Linked DNA regions of Homo sapiens: all the other regions are linked to region 1. Evidence: chromatin loops called from intact Hi-C (ENCODE). Cell type or tissue: GM12878. All regions are shown on one strand. Each heading gives the region's core, and the rest is flanking DNA. Links, peaks and the distances in the headings are about the cores only.

The links. Peaks named below come from ENCODE experiments on the same cell type or tissue, not always from the same donor. Only the 100,000 strongest peaks of a DNase experiment are listed, where the experiment ranks them.
Region 2: a loop joins it to region 1, with 3 times the contacts of the local background. A loop is called at or near these places in 2 of 110 quality-filtered maps.
Region 3: it touches region 1 in a loop (4-fold over the local background); 2 of 110 quality-filtered maps call a loop at or near these places.

What each region holds. Positions count from the first base shown.
Region 1 is chr5:89,297,939-89,305,533 of GRCh38, forward strand. The region is part of intron 7 of MEF2C-AS1 (MEF2C antisense RNA 1); the gene reads left to right. Among named protein-coding and RNA genes, the nearest start is that of LINC02161, 280 kb to the right of the region's middle. In GM12878, for the core only: no CTCF peak of the experiment used is centred there; DNase peaks (open chromatin) are centred at 2,688, 3,843, 4,439 and 5,313; H3K4me3 peaks cover 1,961 bases; H3K27ac peaks cover 4,175 bases.
Region 2 is chr5:88,825,674-88,833,268 of GRCh38, forward strand. All of the region lies in intron 1 of MEF2C (myocyte enhancer factor 2C), which reads right to left. Among named protein-coding and RNA genes, the nearest start is that of MEF2C, 54 kb to the right of the region's middle. In GM12878, for the core only: a CTCF peak has its summit at 3,538; DNase peaks (open chromatin) are centred at 1,678 and 3,668; H3K4me3 peaks cover 3,445 bases; H3K27ac peaks cover 5,000 bases.
Region 3 is chr5:89,228,287-89,235,881 of GRCh38, forward strand. The region is part of intron 7 of MEF2C-AS1 (MEF2C antisense RNA 1); the gene reads left to right. Among named protein-coding and RNA genes, the nearest start is that of MEF2C-AS1, 350 kb to the left of the region's middle. In GM12878, for the core only: no CTCF peak of the experiment used is centred there; a DNase peak (open chromatin) is centred at 4,095; H3K4me3 peaks cover 958 bases; H3K27ac peaks cover 3,973 bases.

The sequences.
Region 1 (7,595 bases), core at 1,280-6,279:
TTTATTTTGTCTTATTAAAGTTTCTTCATGTTCATGTCATACATTTTTTTCAGGGTTTCTTGAGACAACATTTTTTAGAGTAAATGCTAGTTCTGATTATTAAGGTGCTTGCCAGCTATACTTTTTTTGCGGAAATACAGACAGTAGTGGACACTTAAGCAAAACTATTTTGCTACTAGTCATTGACTAGTCTCTTGGGCCTCGGATAATAACATATTCTGCTTTTTTTGTAGTTAAGTGAACATGTGCACATATATAAATTTACTCTTTGAACTTTTTTGAGGATATTTCTTTAGTCTTCTCTGGCTTTGTGAGGTGAGTTATGTGGTCTTGTCACCTTCTAGCTTGCATGCAAGTGCAGAATGGAGAGTTCTGAATATTTATTTACAATGAAGTAATAATTTTTCTGGACATTCTTTTACATAACATTATATGAACTTTTTCTTTAGTTTTAATTTGCTAATAGTCTCTAAGAATATAGAGTAGTTATTGTTTTTGGCAAAAAGAATGTACAGTATGATATATTGGAGACATGGTAAACAAGGTTGAATCAACGGTAAAAATTTTAATGACCAGTATTTTAATTTTCTGTATTTTAGTTTTAGATGTTTTAATAGGCTTTAACTTTGTATCAGCCAAGAAAATGGTAGGAAACATCATTCACCAGATGGCTCAAATAAAGAGACAAGAAATTAATTACAGAGGTGTGAGAGGAGCAAAGGAGCAAACAAAGAAATAGTGAAGATCCAGAGAATAGCAACAGTGGAAAGTTGTTAACCTGCTAGGACCTGAACAGAAGGAAAAAGTGTTACTAGAGTCCAGTGACTACTAGAACTGTGGAAAAGGAAACCAAGAGGCAGATGAAGCTACTGCTAGACATACAGTGTGAATGCAGGTAGGAACTGGAAAATAAGCTATGGCTTTCTTCTCTTCCCATGGTCTCATCTCCCTCCAATGCGTCCCATTGGTTGACCTTGACCAGACGCCAACTAACAAGGGAGACCAGTTGATAAGTAGTAAAGGGGAGGAGATGGATTTGGGAAGACAAAAAAGAATAATCACCAACAACTTTTAGGGATAAAAGCATCTTTAATTACAGTAGTAGTTTTATTTCTTTTTACTGTAGTTTCAGCAGCAATACCATAGATTGAGGAGTAGGTGTGCCAATATATAAACAAACCAATATGACAAAAATGACTAAAATTCATTTTAGATTTCACACAGTTATTAATTAGCTCTATTGTATTTCTACAGGATTTAAACACCTTTATATTATTGGTTTTAAAAAACATTGTGTTAATTGTCTGAGCTCTTTTTTTTCCAAACAGTATCCTATAAAAAGTATCTCTATTAAAGAAGAAAACTGGAGATGGCTAGTTGAAATAGCAGTCTGTAGTCACTCTCCTCAAACACATTTTTCTAGCCCTTATCCTAGAAAAGCCTCTAAAGATCCTATTGGGAACCCCTGGACTCCAGGAAACTCATTTTGAGATACTTCGTTTTATATGAAGAAATTATAAATGGAATTTTATATTCCTTTTTAAATACATCTGTGGAAAGAAATGCTATGTCTTTAGTTTGTAGAAATGGGAACTATATTAAGACAGTTTCCTTAAGTATTCTAAACACACACACACACACACACACACACACACACACACACACACAGATACACTCACCAAAAATAACAAATAAAAGGACATAAGGAAACTTTTGGAGGTGATGGACATATCTATTACTTTGATTTCTGGTGATGGTTTCACAGGTGTATGACTATATCCATCATCAAATTGTACACATTGAATGTGTGTAATGTATTGTATATTAATAATATGTTAATAAAGCTGTTAAAGAAAAGGGAACATTTTAGTGTTATACTCAAGATGGGACAGCCTTGTTTCTCCCATCTTTTCTTTAATATGGAGTCTGTCATTGATAGTTTCAAGACTGAAGGTTAATGTTTATAATACGTGATATATAGAGAGTCTCTAGTGGGAAATATGAAGAATGTTTGATGGCTCCAGATTAGTTTATTCTCACCTCAAAACAAATTTGATCAGTCAACCGTTCAACTTATTTCTTCATCAAACAAATATTTAATAAGCACCTACTCTGTGCCAGATTCTGCACTAGGCACTTGCAATATAGAAAGAACAAGAAAATGTTTCCTTCTCTTATAAGGATGACAATTCAGCAGGGAATACAGATGACATGTAGTAAGCAAATATGTACAAAAATAACTAAATACATTTATCATATGTGGTTAAAAATTATGGTAGATGTGTCACACTTAGTCGACACTTAAAAATGTCTACTTGTAATATGTGTTCATGTATGTACATCTCTGTGTATATACATAAAGGATAGATATAGATGGACAATATAATGTGTATACTTTACAAAATTCTGATATATAACTATACACTTATGGTGGTGAGTGCTCAAGCAATTTAGCAATAGAAGAGCACTCTAGGAGACATGGAAAACACTGGTCTTCAGAATAAGGTGTGAGGTCCTCAGTGTAATAGCCGAGGCCTTTGTTATCTGGCTCCAATCCATTTTCTCCCATTACTGCTCCACCTACTCAAATAGAATTGATCTCCTGGATCTCCCTTATTCCCATCCTGTATTTATACCCTACCCTTATATGGTCTTGTTCTTTTTGTTCTCTCTGCCTGAGACTTCCTCTTTTATTTCTGCCTACCAAACAATGCCCTATTTTGAACTATTGCCTGACTAAAATCTTTATCAGCTCATTCAACTCCGTGAGTTCTTCACTGATCATTCAGCTAACAGTGATGCCCCTTGCTCTAAATCCCATAGGAATTAATCACATTTGTGGCTTATATCATATGTTATATTTAAATTACTTGATTTTATGGTTTATACACTCATTCAGTAAATATGTAATAGGTGCCTCATGTGGGCCAGCAAGTAGCAAATATATCTTTGCTGCAAATAAGCTTACACTTTTTCTCTTTGGTGAAATTTTGTTTCTGAAGAATAAGGTTATATTTATGTACCTTTGCAGTTATATTCAGAACAGACAAGATGTCTTGAATTTAATAGTTGCTGAATAAAAATTGGTGAATGTGTAAAGTGATTTCATTTAGCTGTTGGTGAATACATGTAGTGCTTTAGAATGTAAGAAGAGATTATACTAAAAGCTGCCATATTTTTCATCCTTATAAGCAACTATACCTCTTCCTACTATTTTCTATATGTAACATAAGCCTAGATTAAAACTACTGAAGATTTTACCTTTTGAAATATATGCTGAGTTAATCTTCACATATCTGCAAATTTCATATGGAGAATTATGAGAATAAATTAAAGCACATTGACATGTATTTTTTGAAAGAAAGATATTACTATTTTACTTTGCATTATATAAATAAATATGGCAAAAGTTTTTTGGGAAAGCTTCAGTATTTCAATAGCCCAGTTCACCGCTTTATGATCTGTCTGTATACACAGTGGTTCAGTTATTCCTCCATCGAAGCTGATTCCAATGAATGCCCTATAGAAAGAAGAAAGAAGAAAGAATAGAAAGGAGAAGTAGATATTTCAAATTTTGCTTAACTCTGCTGGCAGTTTTCCATGATGTCAGCCGTATTTTCTTTTTGCTCCAATGCAGGAGTTCATGGGGCTTATTTCTATGTTTCTTTAAACCTGTTCTCAAGCCATGATGCTGAAGATCCCCCCAAATACATGGCGGACCTCATTCGAGTTGTAAAGCAAATTTTTCAAAACAGGATTTTATATCTTTATTTTTCTTTGCAGTTGATGTGGCTCTGAGTTGCGTTCTGACTGAGCTCCTGAAAAACAGTACTGAGAAGCTGTCTATAAATAAGTAGTTTTGTTTACAGGAACTTACTGGGGAACTGGACTTGTACCACCTGCCATTTGGCCAATGTTGAGAAGTGAGAGGAAGGGGTTTCAGATAATTCAAATCAGCCAATCTACCTCAATGGAGGCTACCTTCTTTTTCTTATTGTTCTAAACTAGGTGTACATACCTTTTCCTAACTAATACACCTTAGATTAGAGCTATCAAGCAATGTTCTTTTACTTTCTCCTATTATACCTGGCCCTCTCTTCTTACAAGCTTTCTAAGAATGTATTTCCTTTGCCTATTGTGTCAACTAAAAGAGAATTGGGTAGGATGAAAAGAACTACATGAAAATAAACTGCCTAGATTTATGAAAATAAATATATGCAAAGTTTTACACTTACCCAAAATTCTTAATTTAAGCCAGCTAAGAAACTTCAATTCTGTGGGCTAGTGGCAAACTGGAGTCCATATGGAGTTTCTCAATTGGTCTTTCGAGTAGGTGGAATATAAATATCATGACAGCATTTCTGTCATGTCCCTTCCGTGGTCAGAGATGCTGTCTTTTCTATCTTGTTGGCCCAATGAATGGCGTGTCATGACAGAAATCATTAGTGAATTTTGTTTAATGAGGTAGCCACTCAGCTGATAAGTAACTAAAGCCAGACACTTGTTTCCTGAGATGGGTTTTGTATAAACCTAAAATGCCATTAGAAGAGGGAGGCAATTCTATTACTAATTTAAGGCTCACTTAAAGCTTGCTATTAAGGCAAATAAGAAATGAGTAGGCAAAGTTTTCTGTACATTCTGTAAAACATAAAGTAATATGAGGTAATTGGAAGATAGTCTGAAAAAAAAGCCTATCATTCTCTCCAAAATTTTACCCATTTCACCCACACTTACCAGTGTCATAGCCCACGCTGACTCCGATGGCTGAGAACATCTGTAAGATGAAGAACTAGTACTGTATTCTGAGTCACATATCCTATTTTTATTTTAAAGCCTATTTAGAGCTTGGCTACTATTAGGCTTGTCCTAATTTTCCTCAGTTACTGTGATTTTGATTACTTGCAAAATATACACTAATAGAGACTGTTTTTAGTGGATGCCTAGGATTAGAGAAATAAAGATAAGTTAGCTTGTAAGTCAAAAATTTAAATAGACTTAAAAATATAGGAAAAGACAATTGTATTTTGTTTCTTAAATGCCAAATATAATTATTAAGAAATTTTCAGAAGATGTCATCTATTAATACAAACAACAGAAGAATTGAACTGAAGATCTAGCCACTGCTCTGCTCATCACTCTGTTTTCATTAGCAATTATAAGGAAGTAGATCCAGAACTAGAGATGCATGATAACAAGACATTGGTGCAGTAACCAGTACTTTCAGACATCACCACAAAAACAAAAACTCAGTATTTCACAACCCTGTTGCATTGGCAATGTCACAATGCTACCTCGGGCAAGGATGTTGTCTCTTTTTGGGGTAAAATAGAGTTCCTTTTTCCCTCCCACAACCTTCTCCTGTAAATCACTTTTCTTAAAGGACAAACCTAAAGTTTCTTGGTTTCAAAATCACACTCATCATGGTGAGGGAAATCCGGCTCATGCCAATTAGAAAGTCAGCTTAATGTGTTTGCTTAGCTACGGAGAGTGATTAAGGGCACCGTTCCCTGGCAAACTACTTGTGGGTTCAAATATAAAAAGCCTTAAAAACACAATCCTAAGTGGTTTACTAATAACACAATTTACATCACTCTTGTATATTTTCAAAAAAAGAACATTACACCATAGTTTAAAATTTTAGAAAATGTATTAAGCCCACGGTGCTGTCATTGTATTCACTGAGGATGGCAAATTTCATCACACAGCCTCTCCTTGTCAATATATGCTTCTTGCCCTAATCATTATAAAACTCTTTTGGGGCCCCCCTTTCTCACCTAACAAATGCTAAGTGAAATGGAGAATTAATACATTTAGAAATTTAATTGAGGTTAAAAGACATCCTAAAACATACTCCAGACTTTCACCTTGAATATTTAGTGGGTTTTGTTTTTACACTTGAATTAAATAGGTAATAGTTTAAGTGCAGCTCCAATGAAGTGAAAGGCCAAAAAAAGTGGTCATTTTTCATTTCTGGCTACGAATATAATTCTATAGGAAATTTCTACTAGCCATGATGCTTATAAAATTAAAATACAATGGAATATACACAAATGGCCAGCATCTGGGATTGTAATCTGCACCTTCGTGGGGTGGTGAAGGCTGCAAAGATCATGAGAGGAGGAGAAGAATTTAGGGCTTCCTATCATCAATTCAGGCAGTAAGTCCTGAGCAGTAACTCTGGAAAGTCACTGCCATAGAATCACCGTGGTAATAATGTGTCTTGTTTTGGGCAAACTTGTCAACTTATGAAGAGAAAAGAGAAGTCTATAAAGGGCTGGCAATTTAACTTTAATATTCAACAAATGGCAAGCTGCAAATATGAAGAGAATCTTCCTTGTTTTCTTGTTTTTCCAATTGTGTTTATATATTGATGATAATATCAACATAACATTCATTTTATAATGTAAAGCATTATGTCATAAATATTACATATATGGTACTAGCGATATATTTTCAAAAGTTTCCCTTTAAAAAGAACTATGATTCTTATAATATGTTAAAAAATAAAGAACAGGCTACAGATATATCCAGGACACATTGCAGTATCAAAGATTTCAATCTAATGAAAATTTTTTGTTTATCTTGCTTCATTACATTCTCTAAGAATTTAATTTCCAAAGAAAGGAACAACTATTAAGATTTTTAGACTTTTAATGAAATTATTGTTGATTTACCTGCGTTGGGATAAACCATACGACAGAAGAATAGAGAAACAGATAATTATGGGGAGGTTCCTTTATGTTTGAAAAAAATTCATTCCTTAACAGATAGCAGAATGAAAGCATTTTCTTTGCTCTGGCATGTTTTCCAGGAATTCTACTAGTGCATGTGGAGAGAAACATGGCTGCTGCATGGAGTCATAAACCTCAGAGGAAGCTGAGAATGAGATGAAATGTATATGTAACCCTTGTGTATGGCAAGTTTGGCAAGAAAGAAAAAGCATACTTGGCAGATTAAGATAAGGTTTCTCTCTGTTTACTGATATAGTCTCAGGTTTGCATTGTGTGATGAATAATAGGTTGGGGGAAGATATCCTTTGTTTATTCATTCATTTCATCAACAAATATTTAATGAGTACCTACTATATGCCATGCCACAAAGAGTATAAACCTAGAGACAGAATGTTGAGTCACATAGACAGTGCTCCTGATACAATTATTTGAACTGAGTTAACAATACTTCAAGGTTCCATGTCTAATTTACTGGCTAGGTTCTCAACAAAATTTCTGGATAAGTTATTTGGCAATAGATGAACTTCAAATGAATCTCTTATCTTCATTATCACACAGAATGAGTTGTCTGGAATATTGGAAATTCACTGTGCTGTCCAAATTTTCTAAAGCTATACTTTGTGAAATCCCCAAACAATATGGATACATACTTGTCTCGTTCTGCTCTTTGCACCTACAATTGATACATTAAGTGTGCTATTTGCTACTTGTTTAAAGATTTGTGCATGTGTGGACTTTTTTGTGTATTAACCACAAGTAATGTTTTAAATTGCTATTGAGAAATAATGTGAGAAAAATATCTCACGTAGAACCTCATGCAGAGAAAATGTTCAATAAATGATTTTTTCCAATGATTAAACTATA
Region 2 (7,595 bases), core at 1,646-6,645, 470 kb before region 1:
ATGTCACTCAATGGGGCAACTTTCCTGTGTTTCCTATAGTCTTACCTTAGAAGCAAGCAGTGTGTTAGAATGGTATTTCCCATGCACGTTTAAGACCCCAAAGATACAAACAAGCTTTCTCTATCACAGAAAGCCAATCCATGAATCCACAGCAAATGCATATAGGACAATTTCCTTTCCTTTCATTTAGCTGAGGCCGGTGGCACTATCGGCTTACAGGACTATGCCTGCCTAAGCGCTTATTCACTTCAAGGTGGAAGGTCAGGGTGAGCAGATTAGAGTGTGGTGATAAGGCAGAAGAGACAAGAACATCTACAGATCCTGATTTCAAAATACAAATAACCAAACAAGCAGCAAAACATCCTTGGAGAAAAGTCTCAGAAAGACAGAGAGAGTTCCTGATGAACCAAACTTAGGAGAGTTCCTCCATATCATCACCCCATATTTCACAACTTTGAATGAGACCATTTTTAAAAAGAGCAGAGCAAGGACTTAAAAAAAAATTTCTTAAAACATGCTGGAAAAAAATTTTGCCAAAGAGAATGTGTGTATGTATCTATGTATATATAAGTGGTTGATAAAAATGCCATTGAATATATTTTCTTTTTTGAAATATGCAAAGCAATGTAGAGAGAAGCAAGTTTAAATTTCAATAGAACTAAACTTTTGTTTTCTGTATAAATATTTCTTGAGGTATTGCCTTCAGAACATTTCTAAAATCCAAAATTTAGTATGAAGTACACGTGCAGAGTAATATGTGGTGATGATGACACTAAGTAACTGGTCATGAAGTAAAGTCTATCATGAAACGTGGTTTAGAACATTTGATTATGGGTCACCACATTTCAAGGCTGTCACTAAAAATTTAAAGAATTAGGAAGGTCAACAATAGCTCACGCATTGTTTTCTTAGCACAACATTTTCTCTAACCTAATTTTTATGCAAAAACTATATTAAAAGGTCAGTTTCAAGTATCAATTTGTAGGAGGCCTAGAGAGGCGAAGAAAGAGATTATTTAACTTTAGTAATCTGTAAAACTGTTTTGTGTGTATATGAAAAAGGAATATAACAGCTAGCCTACATGTAGTAAAATTTCAAGTTATGCTGAGAACTTTCATTACGTACAATCAACCATAAGCTTAAAATAATTCCAACAGCCTTGCCACTACTTTTTTTCCACAGGAAAGAAGCATTCTTAGAAAATGACAGAGCTACATATAAATAATCACTAATTTAAAAAAAAAAAGATGAAGAACTGCTCTACTATAGTTACACTCTATAGAATTACAGTCTTCTGCATTTTTTTTTTCTAAAGAAAAAATGCCAACCCAGATAAAAGAAAACTAAAATGAGGCTGCTTACTAAAAAGGGGAACTTCATTATGGCAGGCTTCTGCTCATTTTGAGTTTGGCATAAGCAGGCAGATGAAGGCAAAGTGGTTTGAGACCCAAGTCGAGAAGAATTTCTTCTGGACAGATGCTAAAGATCATTCTCCCACTGGGCTATCTCATTTACAAACAAGTTCCCTTGAGTGACACATACCTCCCCCCTCCATTTCCCTCCTCCCTCCCTCACTCTTTCTTGCCCTCTTCCTCCCTCCTTCCCTCCTACAAATCTCTCCCAGTAGCACAGAAGAATTTTGACAGAATGGCAGGAAACACGCACACAGACTGGTCAGGGAAGGATATGATGTCAGCAACCACGAACAATAAAAGGTGTAAAGGTGCTTCCTTCCCTAAACTGTTCCAGAAGTGTAAAATGGGAACCAAAACTCTCCACTTCCTTCTCTGAGCAGAACCGTCTGAGTGTGCTGTGCTGCACACCCCACACACAGAGGCCTTGGAGAGGTTCAGATAAGGGACAATGAGGACAATTCAGACCGGGAGCGTGATTTTTAATTTCCATCTTTAAAACACCTGAGAAAAATTCATGTCAGCTCTAGGTTAGTGTTTTATTATGATTGCTTTAAGAAATGAAAATAAGAAAACAAACACATTGACTTCATTGAAATAGCAGATATATCTCAGTTATTGTTTACCAGGCCTTACAAAAGTCATCGTACACAGTTAATGCAGTCATATAATTGGAATTTACCCTTTGAGGCAAATGAAAAATATGCAAGCAAAGAACCAAAATAGATACATTAAAACTTTTGGTTAAAAAAAAGAATTATGAAAACCGGCAAAAAAAAAATCAATGCATGCTGGTAAAATATGCTAATCATTTGTTTGCTCCCACATTAAAAAAAAAAAAAAGATATACTGAGGGGGAAAAGATTCTTATGGTTATTGAGTTTCTCGAGGTTCTTTAAAAAAATTCAAACTAGGAACCAAAGTGAATAACACAAACTCTGCATCTATAGTGAAACTATTTAATCTCCTCACTATTAGGTTCTTTCTAACATGGAAATGGCATTCTACATAAGGTTTCTGTAGGAAGAAAACCACATATCAAGCGTATCTGAGTCATCATCAGATTTCAATCATCTTCCCACAACACTTTGATTTAGAAGTTAAACATAACCTTCAGTTATGTGTTTTGATCTTAGAGTGAAACTGCCATGCCACATTAAAAGATGTGGGAAGAAATTAATTCTCTTCTGCTAAACTTATCTTTGCAAAGCATGTATTTTTCTGCAATAAGTACAATGCAGTCACTTAAATAAAAACAGCCTATGAATAATGGTAAAACATTGAAATATGTGATGTCAATTTTCAAAAAAAAATTCCGGTTTTCTTTGATTCATATTAGCAGATCTTTTTGATTGACTTACATTTTCACTAACACTAGTATCCTCAAATAATGTTTTGTAAAAACTCAAAGCTGAAAACTGAGCACACTCTATCACACAACACTAAATAATACTGTTAAATAAATACAAGCTGGATACATCGTAAGGGGCAAAAATGATCATAAGCCCAGTTGCTGCAAACCTAGTATTGCTAAATCAAATAATTAAATGATTCATTATCTTTTTAAGTGGAAAACTTTGCTCAATATGTTACATCTAGTTACATTTAGGTTTCTATTTTGTGATTTGTTTGATAAAATGTATGAAGCATGCAATTATATTTTGGTTAAAAGGAACAGGCAGAACTTTTACTTTTTTTCCATTAGGAGCTATTCTGAACTTCAAAAGGTATAACCAAATTACTACTCCTATTGATGCTCGACTGCGTGATGTCTTGAGTTGAGGAGGATTTCTTTGGCCTTGAAAGTTGCTCCATTTCTCTCTAAGCTTACCATGTATTTTATAAATATACCATTACCTTAGCTATGAGTGCATTCTGAGTTTATTTCCAAATCACATACCCAAGACTCACTCTTCTAAGGGTAATAAAAGAACAGCTATTCTTTTCCACTAGATAAATACCATCATGCCATATGCCAATTTATTTTCCTAATTTATTCCAATTTAGTATCAATATGAATTTCAAACCATCTTCAAGTCTCAGTAACATAGTACCACATATACAAATAATGTTGACCATCTTTTCCATTTCCTCACATCTGCCATGCTCCTTCCTGCCACTAGGCCTTTGTGTACTAGGCAATTCTTTCTGCCTGGATGTTCCTCCTTTCCTTTTGTACCTCCTTGACTTCTCCTCCCTTCTGTCTCAGCTTCAGTTTCACCTCCTCAGGAAGTACTCCACGCCCTCCTGATGACATCGAATTTCCCTCTCATAAGATCTAAGCACTGAGTCCTTCTCCTTTGCAGCACTCGCAGCAATTGAAACTGTATGTTTGCTTGTCTTCCTCAACATCTGTTTTATTTGTTTGTTTCACCGTTTTATCCACAATATATACCCTAGTGTCAAACATATAGAAAGAGCTAATGACTATTCGTTGACTGACAATCAGTTAAGATGTGTATCTCTCAACTGACGTATTTTCTTTTCTTCAGCTTCTACTTTTACTGACTACTACTAAAAATATTTTACTATTTTTGCTTACACAGAAGCAGATTGATAACCTCACTTAATACTTCGCCATATTTACATAGCATCTCCTATGTGGAATTAGAATAATTGATACTGAGAATTGGAAGTTAAATGGATTTTGGGGTCAGAAAAAACAGGGTTAGAATTCTAGCTTGGTACTTGGACGCTGTGTGACTCCAGACTGATTATTTAATCCCTTGGAACTGTTGTTTCCTTGCCCTACCCATAACTGGGAAAAAAATCTTCATTTGTAGGATGGTTATGATCATAACATGTGGTACTATATGTGAATCCTGGGTACACAGTAGTACTGGGAACATGGCCTGCTGCTCGTATGATTGCTTCCGTTTGAAGGCATAAAGTGAAAGTCCTATCATATAGTAATGCTATCAAGTGAATAGTGTAGTCCTTACATTTACCATGAAGATCTCACTTTCCAAAGCTAATGATTAGCAATTCTGACAGATAATGCCTCATTTATCCTGTAACAATAATCACCAAATGAAGAATAAATTTACAGTGTTAAAAAAATTAAGAAGTTTCTCTTACATATCAGCTACGGAAGAGCTTCAGGCTGCAAAAGTGGAAATAACTAGGGAAATACATCAATTTTCCCCATGACCACGGCTGCTGAAAACTCTACATTAATGCTTCTAGTCCTACTTTAATATCTTTCCCCAAGGACAAAAAGAGATGAAATGTATGTCAGAAATATAATAAGGCTAAAAAGGAACTCGTTTTCTTAACCCCTGCAATTAATTTAATAAGTGGGCCTAACCTGCCATTATCCCTGACATACATCATTTTATTTACACAGTTCCAGAATTTAGGAGACACATACCTTTATACAATTGTATTGCATTATAAACAATTTAATAACTGTGAGGGAAGCACAGTCTCCCTGTCATAGTTATCCATGGTCTATTTTGTCTTGGACACTTTTTTCACACTGCAGCTAAAATAGCATTCTCTATTCCCATGCCAAAATAAACTCCAAATGGTCTAAATATGTGAAGAACCTTGTGCTATCCAACCCTACCACAGCTTTTAGTCTTTCCACATCATATTAGGTAATTAATTCAGGGTTCTATCATGTCTTTGTTTTTCTAATTTTTCACAACAGTGCAGCCACCATGTTTTCTTTCAAAGGCCTCTGAGTGATGTGGTAGGGCTCACCACAAAGGTAAAGCCTGCACTGTCTTATGACAAAGCAAGAGCTACAATTTAACATCAGATTGTGTTCTGTTCCCCAGCTCTAACCTCTCAGTAAGCACATGCAGCTGGATTTTTGTTGCTGTTATTGAACAAAGCAAGTTAAGCACTATACAACATCAACCTCAGTCAAACAAAATAGTCTGTAAAGCAAGCTAGGCTAGAAGTTGGAGATGTTGCTATTATAGATTTTCATGCTATTATGATAAAAACATCTAAATTCCCAGGCATCTCATGACCCTGTTAGAAAAAAATTATGTTCGTTATATTCTTCATCTTTAATATATCATATTTCACGATTAAAATGGAAATACTCTAAAAATATTTTTCTCATATGCCTATAAGTGTTGAACACATATTTCAGTCTTACTGATACATTTGTGCATGTGTGCACATGTGTGCACAGCACATGGAAAAACACATTTTAGTCTGTCGAAATGTGTAAATAAAACAATAAGAGTACATTTTAAGACACCTGAGTTGTCTTGAGTATTATCACCAGTAAATAATCACAATATTATTAAGATCGTGGTGTGAATGCCTAAAAGGACGTTCTCAGTAAAAGCTTTATTTTACTCTGCATTCAAATATTATGTTAAATGATTGAAAATTATGTCCTTGAAAATAATTTGCTTCTTTCATTATTTATTTTCCAATTTACTTAACATTTAAAGATGACCTTGAAATGGGAAGAAATACCATTGTCCCCCTGCCAATGTTTTTGTTGTACATTAAAGAGAAAATGCTAGATAAATCATCTGTTATTTAAGTGGAATGTCATTTATTTTTATCTCTAAACCTTCACATTTAGAAGGTTTACACAGAAACTTTACATGCTCAAATATGTGATGTTCAAAATGCTATAATACTATCTCTCAAAATATATATGATATTGCTATTATATGTGGCTCAACATGGAACTCAGTGATTCATCAATTTTTCTATTTCTCTTCATCTCTTTTACAGCATCCTAATCAACCTAATTAAGGCTTTGTTCATCTGAAACCTCTGATGACAATTTGTTTAACTCTATCCCACTGTGGTCTTCTTATAAGGAGAATTAAATCTGATCTTCTGACAGCAATCATTAAATGATCCCAACTGGCCCCAATTAAACCACATGGCTCATGGGCTTCCATACAGTCAAGTGCCAAGTTCTCTGTTTCATTCACACATTGTTCTTGGTTTATTTTCTTAAAGCCAGTTAAGCATGTGTCTTATCAAGTGGAACTAAATTTCCTTATGTACATTAGCTCCAGACACAGTGTGTCAATTGACTGCACACCAAAGTATCACATAGGACTTCTGAAGCCATTCTATACAGCTGCAGAGGTACTAGCGAAAAAGAATCTTTACATTTATTTACTCATCCTGAAATGGACCCACATGTACATTCTCGAAATAATACACGTGTTTAAACAGTTCTGGCTAACATAAATCAATAATAACTTTTATTTGGCTTGCTTATAATGATCTTTTAATAGAAATTCTCTGCATTTAGAAGTTGGGCTTAATATTCTATTTTTTTTTTAACATTTGAAATTATCTCTTTACCTCCCTCTAAAAAAGCAGTACCAAAGTAAGACTTCTGAAGTTAACCTTTCTTACCCTTAATTTCTGCTCTAATTTTTTCACATATGCCCAATTGTAAGTTCTGTAATGATGTTCCCAGGCCTTCCTACAAGCGCAGGTAGCCTCAGGATTTAGAGCTCATTGATTGTGTGCTACTCCAGGGAAATGACTGATTAAAAACAGCCTCATGAGGAGGAGTAGCTCCTATTCACATCTGGCTCATCTGATTCTAAAGTCTAATACCTGTATGAAGATTTGATCCATAGATTTAGATTTTGAACAACTGCAGCAGTTTACCTAGAATATTTTGATGTCAAAGCAGAAACAGTTAAATTAATCCCACTATGACTGGTGTCTGACACAGGTTCTGAAGGCTTTAATCAATTACCCTACTTTCTTGTGAATATAAACAAATACACTGTATTTATATATATATGCTAATTATGGCTATCACTGATCATCTGCTGGTACTTGATGCAGGCTGTCACAGTTCTCAGAGCAGATGGATTAGAACATATCTGTTCATCCTAATCATACATTAAAAACTGTTAGAGAATTGAAATACATGCTATGCATCTTATAGGACATTAGCCTTGATGGGACATGTAATTGTTCTTATGACTCAACCAACAGATGTTAACTGCAAAGAAAAATGAAAATACAATGGAATTTTTAACATAGTGATAAATTTGGTAATGCCAGGAAAAACATTATGTGCATTTTCTTTATGATAATTAAATATATACCTGATCATCTATTCACTTAATAACTGTATCCCTCTCAAGAGGAAAATTCAAAATATTTGTTACAAAATGCTGATGATATAGAAAATACTTACCAGCCTTACAACTGACTGACTTTTAAAAATGT
Region 3 (7,595 bases), core at 1,790-6,789, 69 kb before region 1:
ATAAGCTTTCTTCTCCTCTCTCTTTCTCTTCTCCTTCTGATGTGGCCATAATGCATAAAATGGTTTGTTTTATGGTGTTCCATAAAACTTGTAGGTTGTTTTTTACTTCTTTTAAAATTAGTTATTATTATTCATTTGGTAATTTCAAATGACTTATCTTCAAGGTTGCTGATTCTTTTTTCTGCTTGATTGGGTCTACTGTTGAAGAAGTCTGTGGAAAGTTTTGACTCAGTCATTGTGTTCTTTAGCTCCAGTATTTCTGTTTAGTTTCTTTTTGTGGTTTCTTTGTTGAACTCATTAGTTCATGTATTGATGTATTGGTTTTCTTCTGATTTTACTTAATTGTCTTTCTGTATTCTCTTGTAGCTTTTTTTTTTTTTTTAAGTTAAGGTCTTGCTTTGTCATCCAAGCTGGAGTGCAGTGGCTCAATCATGGTTCACTGTAGCCTCAAACTTCTGGGATCAAGCGATCCTTTCACCTCAGCTTCCTGAGTAGCTATAGGCACTATATGGAATACAGGCAAGCATCACCATACCTAGCTAATTAATTTTCTTTTTCTTTTTTTTTTTTTTTAAGAAATGGGATCTTTCTATGTTGCCCAGGCTGGACTTGAACTCTTGGGCTCAAGTGATTCTCCTGCCTTGGACTTTCAAAGTGCTGAGATTACAACTGTGAACTATTATACCCAGCCTAACTGAACTTCTTAAAGATGATTGTTTTGAATTATTTATTCCACAGTTTGTAGGTCTCTTCTTTCTTTAGGGACTATACATATGCTTTATTTTGTTCCTTTAATGGGTGTCATGTTTTTCTGAGTACTTGTGATCCTTCTGGCTTTGCATTGGGATCTGCACACTTGAAGAAGTAGGCACCTCTTCTAGTGTTTACAGACCGGCTTTGGCAGGGAAAGTCCGTCATCATTTCACCCTTCTAGAGATACTAGGTAGGACAGCCAATGGGGTACATGCATGCTTGCTTCTGAAGTCCTTGGTGCAAGGGAGGGAGGCTTCCTGGTGCCTGGGTCAGTGGGCTGGAGGGTCTGGCTCCCAGGTCTGCAAAGACTATCCCAGGGCCTTGATCTTTGGGGATAGGCCTAGCATCTGGGTCCAGTGGTGTGGGTCTAGAGCTTGGCTGAAATACAGCCTGAGTCTGCAGGTGCGGGCCTCCTGCTGGAGTCCACTAGGGCGGGCATGGTGATGAGGGTGAGGCCAGGCCTGGAGCCTTGGTGCATATATGCAGGCATCGTATCTAGTTATATATGGCTGAGCCTGGAGCCGGGGCCATGTGTGCCAGTTTGGTGTTGGCACCCACTGAGGCAGTCCTGGAGACTGAGCTCATAGGGGCAAGCCTGGGTCCTGGGTCTTTAGGGACTCCTTTAGAATCTGGAGCTATCAAAGCTATCCTTGCACTGCTGTAGGCCTGAAACCTGGGTCCCAGTGGGCCATCCTCACACTGGGGTGGGCCTGGAGTCTGAGTCCACAGGGGCAGATCTGGTGCCTGGGCCATAGGGTAGGACTAAGAACTGGTTCTGTAGGTGCTAGCTTGATGCTGAACTGACCTGGATCCCGAGTCTGTAGGGGAGGGCCTGGGTCTTGGTTTCATGCGGGCTGGCCTGGAGCCTGGGGCTACACAGGTGCCATCCTGGCACTGGGGTGGGCCTGGAGCTTTGATCTGTGGCCCACAGATGTACGTGGCTTATTGCCTGGGAACACGGAATGGGCCTGAAGTCTGGGTCCATGCTGGTGGACCTGTAGCCCAGAAATATGGGGGTGGGCCTGGAGCCTGGGTCTGCTCAGGCCTGATGCTGAGGTTGTTAGGAGTCTGAGTTTGTGGGGGCAGGCATGGGTCCTGGGTCTACTTGGGCTGATGTAGAATGACTGCAGCAAGCCTGAAGCCTGGGGCCATGGTGGCTGGCCTGGAGCTTGGGTCCTTAAGAGCTAGCCTAGTGCTAGGGTATGCCTGGAACCTGAAGCCATAGGGTTGTTCTGGTGCTGTCATGGGCCTAAAACCTGGGTGTACAAGGGCAGGTCTGGCACCAGTGCATGCCTGGAGCCTGGGTCCATGGTGTGTGGCCTGGAGCCTGAGTCTGTGGGAGCAGGTATGGGTTCTGGCTTCATGAGGCCTATCCGGCCTTGGGCCAGCCTATAGCCTGTGCTGGGTCAGGCCTGGGGACTGTGTCTGTAGGGAGTGGCCTATAGCCTGGAGTTGCAGGGACCAGTCTGGTGCTGGGGTTCACAGCAATATCAGGTGATCAGTTTGTACTTCCGCCAAGCACAGGGTATCTCTTTCTATACCATACTTACTGAGCTAGGGGGAGGGATAATGAGGGTAATGTGAAACTGTCCTTTCTGCCTTCTTCAAAGCATCTTTTTCTTATTTATGTGCTCCTGTCAGGTGCTGTAATCTCTCACCTGAATTTCTTAGCTCTTGTGAAGTTATTTCCATGTGTGTATGGAAGCTGTTCAAACTGATATTTCTGTGAGGAGATGAGTGCTGGTCTCTCATCTCATCCTCTTGCTGATGTCACTCTCAGGGTCATTAAAGACATTATTTGTTGTATCATTTTTAATTTCCACTATTCCTTTTTGTTTTTTTCTTTAAATTTTCTTTTTTCTACTTACATTACCCATCTATTTTTGCGTGTTGTCTACTTTTTCTGTTGAAGCCCTAACACATTAATCATATTTGTTATTTTAAATTCCTGTCTTATTCTAACATGGAATGTCATGTCTGAGACTGTCCTGATGATGCTTGCTTTGTCTCTTCAGACTATGTGTCTTCTTTTCTTTTAGTATACCTTGTAAGTTTTTTGCTTGATGTGATATATTAGATAATAAGAACTTTCATAATTAGGCTTATAGAGTAAGGATTTATGTTAATTTTGCTGAGAGTTGGTCCGTGTTTATGTTTGCTGTAGCTAATATGTGCCAGAAGCTTTAAATTCCTCTAGTGTCCTTGATGTTTCTCTCCTGTTGACTTTGGACACCCTTAAATGTTCCTCCTCAAAGACAGTGGACATCTTGAAGCTCTTTCAGCTATGGTCCACTGTTGTTATACCAGAGTGCTGTTGCTGTGCAAAGGAACGCAAGAGGTGAAAAATTCTGTAATCTTACAATTAAACACTACTCTTTCAGTGGGCCTGTGTTTTAGGGCTATGACTTTGGTAAGTGTTTTGCCAGTGGTATAGGTTTCCCTTAGGCCTCTTCTCTACTTCTCCGGCCGTAGCATTCCTAACCTATTTCCTTGAAGCTTTAACTCCTGCTTCTGGCTGAAGGATCTTTGTTGGCTCTTCGCTGTGAGAATCTGGTGGGATTCCTTGAGGTAAAGCCAACAAAATTGTGGGGCCTCCCTAAGTCTGTGACCCCAGGAATTTTACACTCTCATGCTAGTCCATTCAGCCTTTGCAATGTGGCAAAATTACCATTTAAGTGCTCCTACCATTTTATGAGCTCCAGAGACTTCTACCCCAGGTAAGCAAATCTTTCCTGGAATACTGTGAATCTCTGGATTTGGCTGTCTTTCCAGATATCTAGATAGAAATTTACCCTGTAATCTCAGTTCTCTCAAGAAAAGTCGTTGCATTTCTGTTTGTTCAGCTCTTTCTTATTGTAAGAACAGGAGTGATGATTTCCAAGCTCTTTACATGTCTGAGCTTATAGTAGAGTTACTCATGTATAGTTGAATCCTGAAGTGCACAGTATTGGTGAACCTTGAAAAAAAGTAACTGAAGAGTAGAACATGAAAAGAAATGAGGAAATATTTTCTAGCTTAAATAAGTTTATGGAACAATTTTGATCTGTGGCTGTGTCAAAGTTAGTAAACTAGATGACAATTTACTTTTTCTCCAAAAATTTATATGAGCTATACTTTCAATTTGGGTAATCAATGAAATTCCCCATTTTGCTTCCCATGCATATAAGACACTGCTTTGATGACCAGTTGACATGAGAAAGATTTTTCATAGGAAGTGGCATAAAATTTAGTGATTCATAAAGTGTGTCATGGGACTGTATAGATATTATTATTTTGTATGTAAAACTGTCTTCAAAAGACCACAATGATCTCGGTTTCACTGAGAAGTCACATGTTGATGCAAACCTTATGTTCACACAGTGGTTGCCTTTTAGTACATCAAACGTTAGTGAACATCATTAGATCAAATGACTGTAAAAGGTCTTAAGTGGAATGATTTTGATCTGCTCTACACATTTCCCACTGGATTTTTGTCCACATTACATAATCGCTGTACATTTGGCACAGTATGTTGCCTTTGAAAAAGCTTCAAGATTAAGAAAGCATGAAGACAGGATTGCCCATAAAATCAGAAAGGAGCACTAGAAATATATATGCTGCAAAAACTAAAACCTTTCTTCCTCATTCAGTGTAAACTAAAAGCTCATGCTGAGCTAAAGCTTTATGATTAAGAACTCAACGTAGATAAACATTAAAAGCTATTTCACACTATTTGTCTTCTGATTTGGCAAGACATCAGTATTAAAAAATCTATTTAGTAATGATTTCTAAAATTCTTAACCCTGTACAGAAGGTCTTATTTACTCTACCGTGGTCAAACAGCCTGGAAAAATTAAAATAAAAAAAAAATAGTCAATTTGCATAGGACAAGTTAGTCTGAGAGCATTTCTTCTTTAAGAGAGCATAAAAGTGAAAGAAGATCCCCTGGATGTGGGTAGTTTTAGAGGGAATATTGACAACTGAGCAAATATTAAGCATACTTTTCCAAATTGAGATCATTTGCATTTAGCTTTTAATATACAGCCTTCCCTTTTCCTATCTCATAGCAGCTTCTTCAGTGTAATTAGATTTAATTAGAAGCAGTGACATCAACTTCAAAAGCTGTGGATTGTGCTCAGAAGTCACCTTTGGAATCACTATAAAATGTTTGCCCATTTTAGTAAGCAAGACATTTAAACTTGCAGTCTGTTTAACCAGAAAAGAATAAAAGTGAAAGAGATGTTTGTGGTGATTCAAAGGTGACTTTTGAGCACATTCCACAGCCTTTGAAGTTGTCACTGAGCCTAATTAAACTTCTCCTTCGTGTTTATTCTTTTGCAATTAAATGGACTTCAAGTTTAAATGTTCTTTTACAAGGAATTTTAATTATTACAAATGCAAAGTTTTATTTAGGGCCTGTTTCCACCTAGCCGTAATCAATAATATTATTTCCATGAGTAAGAGAGGTTAGGAGGCCCAAGCAACAAAATCAGAGTGAACATTTTGGAAAACAATATTTGTTGGGAATAGCCCAGGGGAATATCAAAAGATGTGCTGGAGCAAGCTTTCACCAGCTCATCAGAGCTAATTGTTAAATTTTCACTAATTTTGCAAGCCAGTTGTTCAAGGCCATCATCATCATCATCATCATCATCATCATCATCATCATCAGTCATCATTTGAGGCACATCTTGCTGTGTCACCCAGGCTGGAGTGCAGTGGCACAATTATGGCTCACTGCAACCTTGACCTCCTGGGCTCAATTGATCCTCTTACCTCAGCCTCCCAAGTAGTTGGGACTGCAGGCATGCATCACCATGCCTGGATAATTTTTGTATTTTTTCTAGAGACAGGATCTCCCTATGTTTCCCAGGCTGGTCTCTAATTTCTGGGCTTAAGTGATCTGCCCTCAAGGCCATTATTAAAAATATTTGTAATGCAAGCTTACAATTAAATAAATTATATTGAAATAAAAAAGATGTATTTAAATACATTATTTCCTAATTCATTTACTGCTTTTTACTGTTACCTTTGCCTTCATGATTATTCACATTGACTATATCATAGTGGAAATACTGAACAATGATGTATTATTGTGTATCTCTTCATAATTCCCTATCCATCGATGCCACATCAGTAGTTTGAATCAGCCATGGTGGTAGCGTTTACACCATGAAAATTACTAAATGTTAATAATTGGGGATTGAATTATTGTTTTGTTGATTGTACAAACTTAAGAAAGTGATGGAGAAAATGTTAACCCGGCAGGTTAAATTTCAGTGCCTCGCTTGTGTTCATTACATTATGAATAGCATAAAAATTGAGGAGCTAGTCTTCCAATATTTGAAAATTATTATTTGATTCAATGAAGTTACTCATACATAACTGACAAATAGGTGCATTCTGCTATATCTTTACTGTATCACTTTCATCTTTCTCATTATATTGTGTGCTACATGCCCTTTATATTGGTACAATTTATAATTAACTTGTGTACATAGATGCACACACACTTTTTTTTCCCCCAGAGAAGTAGTTGTTATACCAGCAAGCCACTAGAAGTATATAAGAAACCATGAGGGTAGGGCTATATTTGAGATTCTATAGTAGTATTGGTAACAATTATCTTGATATGTAATAGGGAAAAGAACTTTTCATGATATAGAATTAATTGCCTATTGTGAAATCAACAATTTTATTGAGCTGCCAAATTGCTACCTGCTTTTCTTAAAGTAGCATTAACTTCTTTTTGTTAGTGTAGTGTCTCCATGCTTCTAAAGTTGATGTAGTAACAGGATGTTGGCTTCAGCTTATAGGCTCCCTTTATGAGTGCTGTTTTGGTGAGGAGTGCATCGGAATAACTTACTGAACCCTTTTTTTTTCTCAGAATTCTGCCAACCTTCTGAGTCAACATTTAAGACCCTTGTCTTTGACAGATATCATTTATAGGTTTGAAGATACACATACTAATTTTGGTAAAATTTAATTTTCAATTATAGCAAATAATGTTCATTGGTTTTGTTTTTAGTACATTTTGTATTTCTTTCTATTATAAAAGAGATTTTTTCCTAGGTGCTTTTCTTAAGTCTGTGTTCAGCTTTCTTCCACTCTTACTTGATTTAATATGTGACTACATGGTTCAAAACGGAGAAAAGAAAAAAAAAGCAGCAGATTTAGAGGTCATTAGATTATGACTGCAGAGTTACATAATGGTTTTCTCATGCATGTCCGCTAATTTATTGTTTCCATGTCTGAGATGGACAGAGGTTAATGGGCAGATGGAGAGAAGCTTCATCTTAGGGCATAAAAAATTTCTTTCTTTACATCTCTCTTCCCCTTATTTTTTAACTTAGGTCAAAAAATATTAATAGAGAGTGATCACTGCATAGAGGACATTCTTCCTAGAAAGATTTCTGTCTTCATTGTGGGAAATATTTGATGCTCTGCTTAGAGTGTCCTAAATTATAAAATAGATAGTTGTTTTTGAATATATCCCATCCTTGGAGGGGAAGACCAGTTCTCACGTTATATTGTTCACAAGTGATAGGCATGGAAAAAGTGCTCTGAGTAGTTATCTCTTTTTAGGATTTCATTGTAATATTGGGGAATCTGTGGTTATTTAGTAGGCTGTTTGTGGACTACACAGAGACTAGTGTTCCAAATCCTTCTCTGCTTCTATCTAGACATGCTGCCTAAATTGGAGATGCCTTTCCCATGTCTTAAATGCCATGAAACCTAATGAATTAGGGCACAGGACCTGCTCACATGTACCAGTTTGAGTTTTGTAACAGTCTGTAGACCTCTCTGCTAGGATCCTGAGTTGGGTTTTTAGGTGATATTGACAGATAAGGATTTAAAACTTA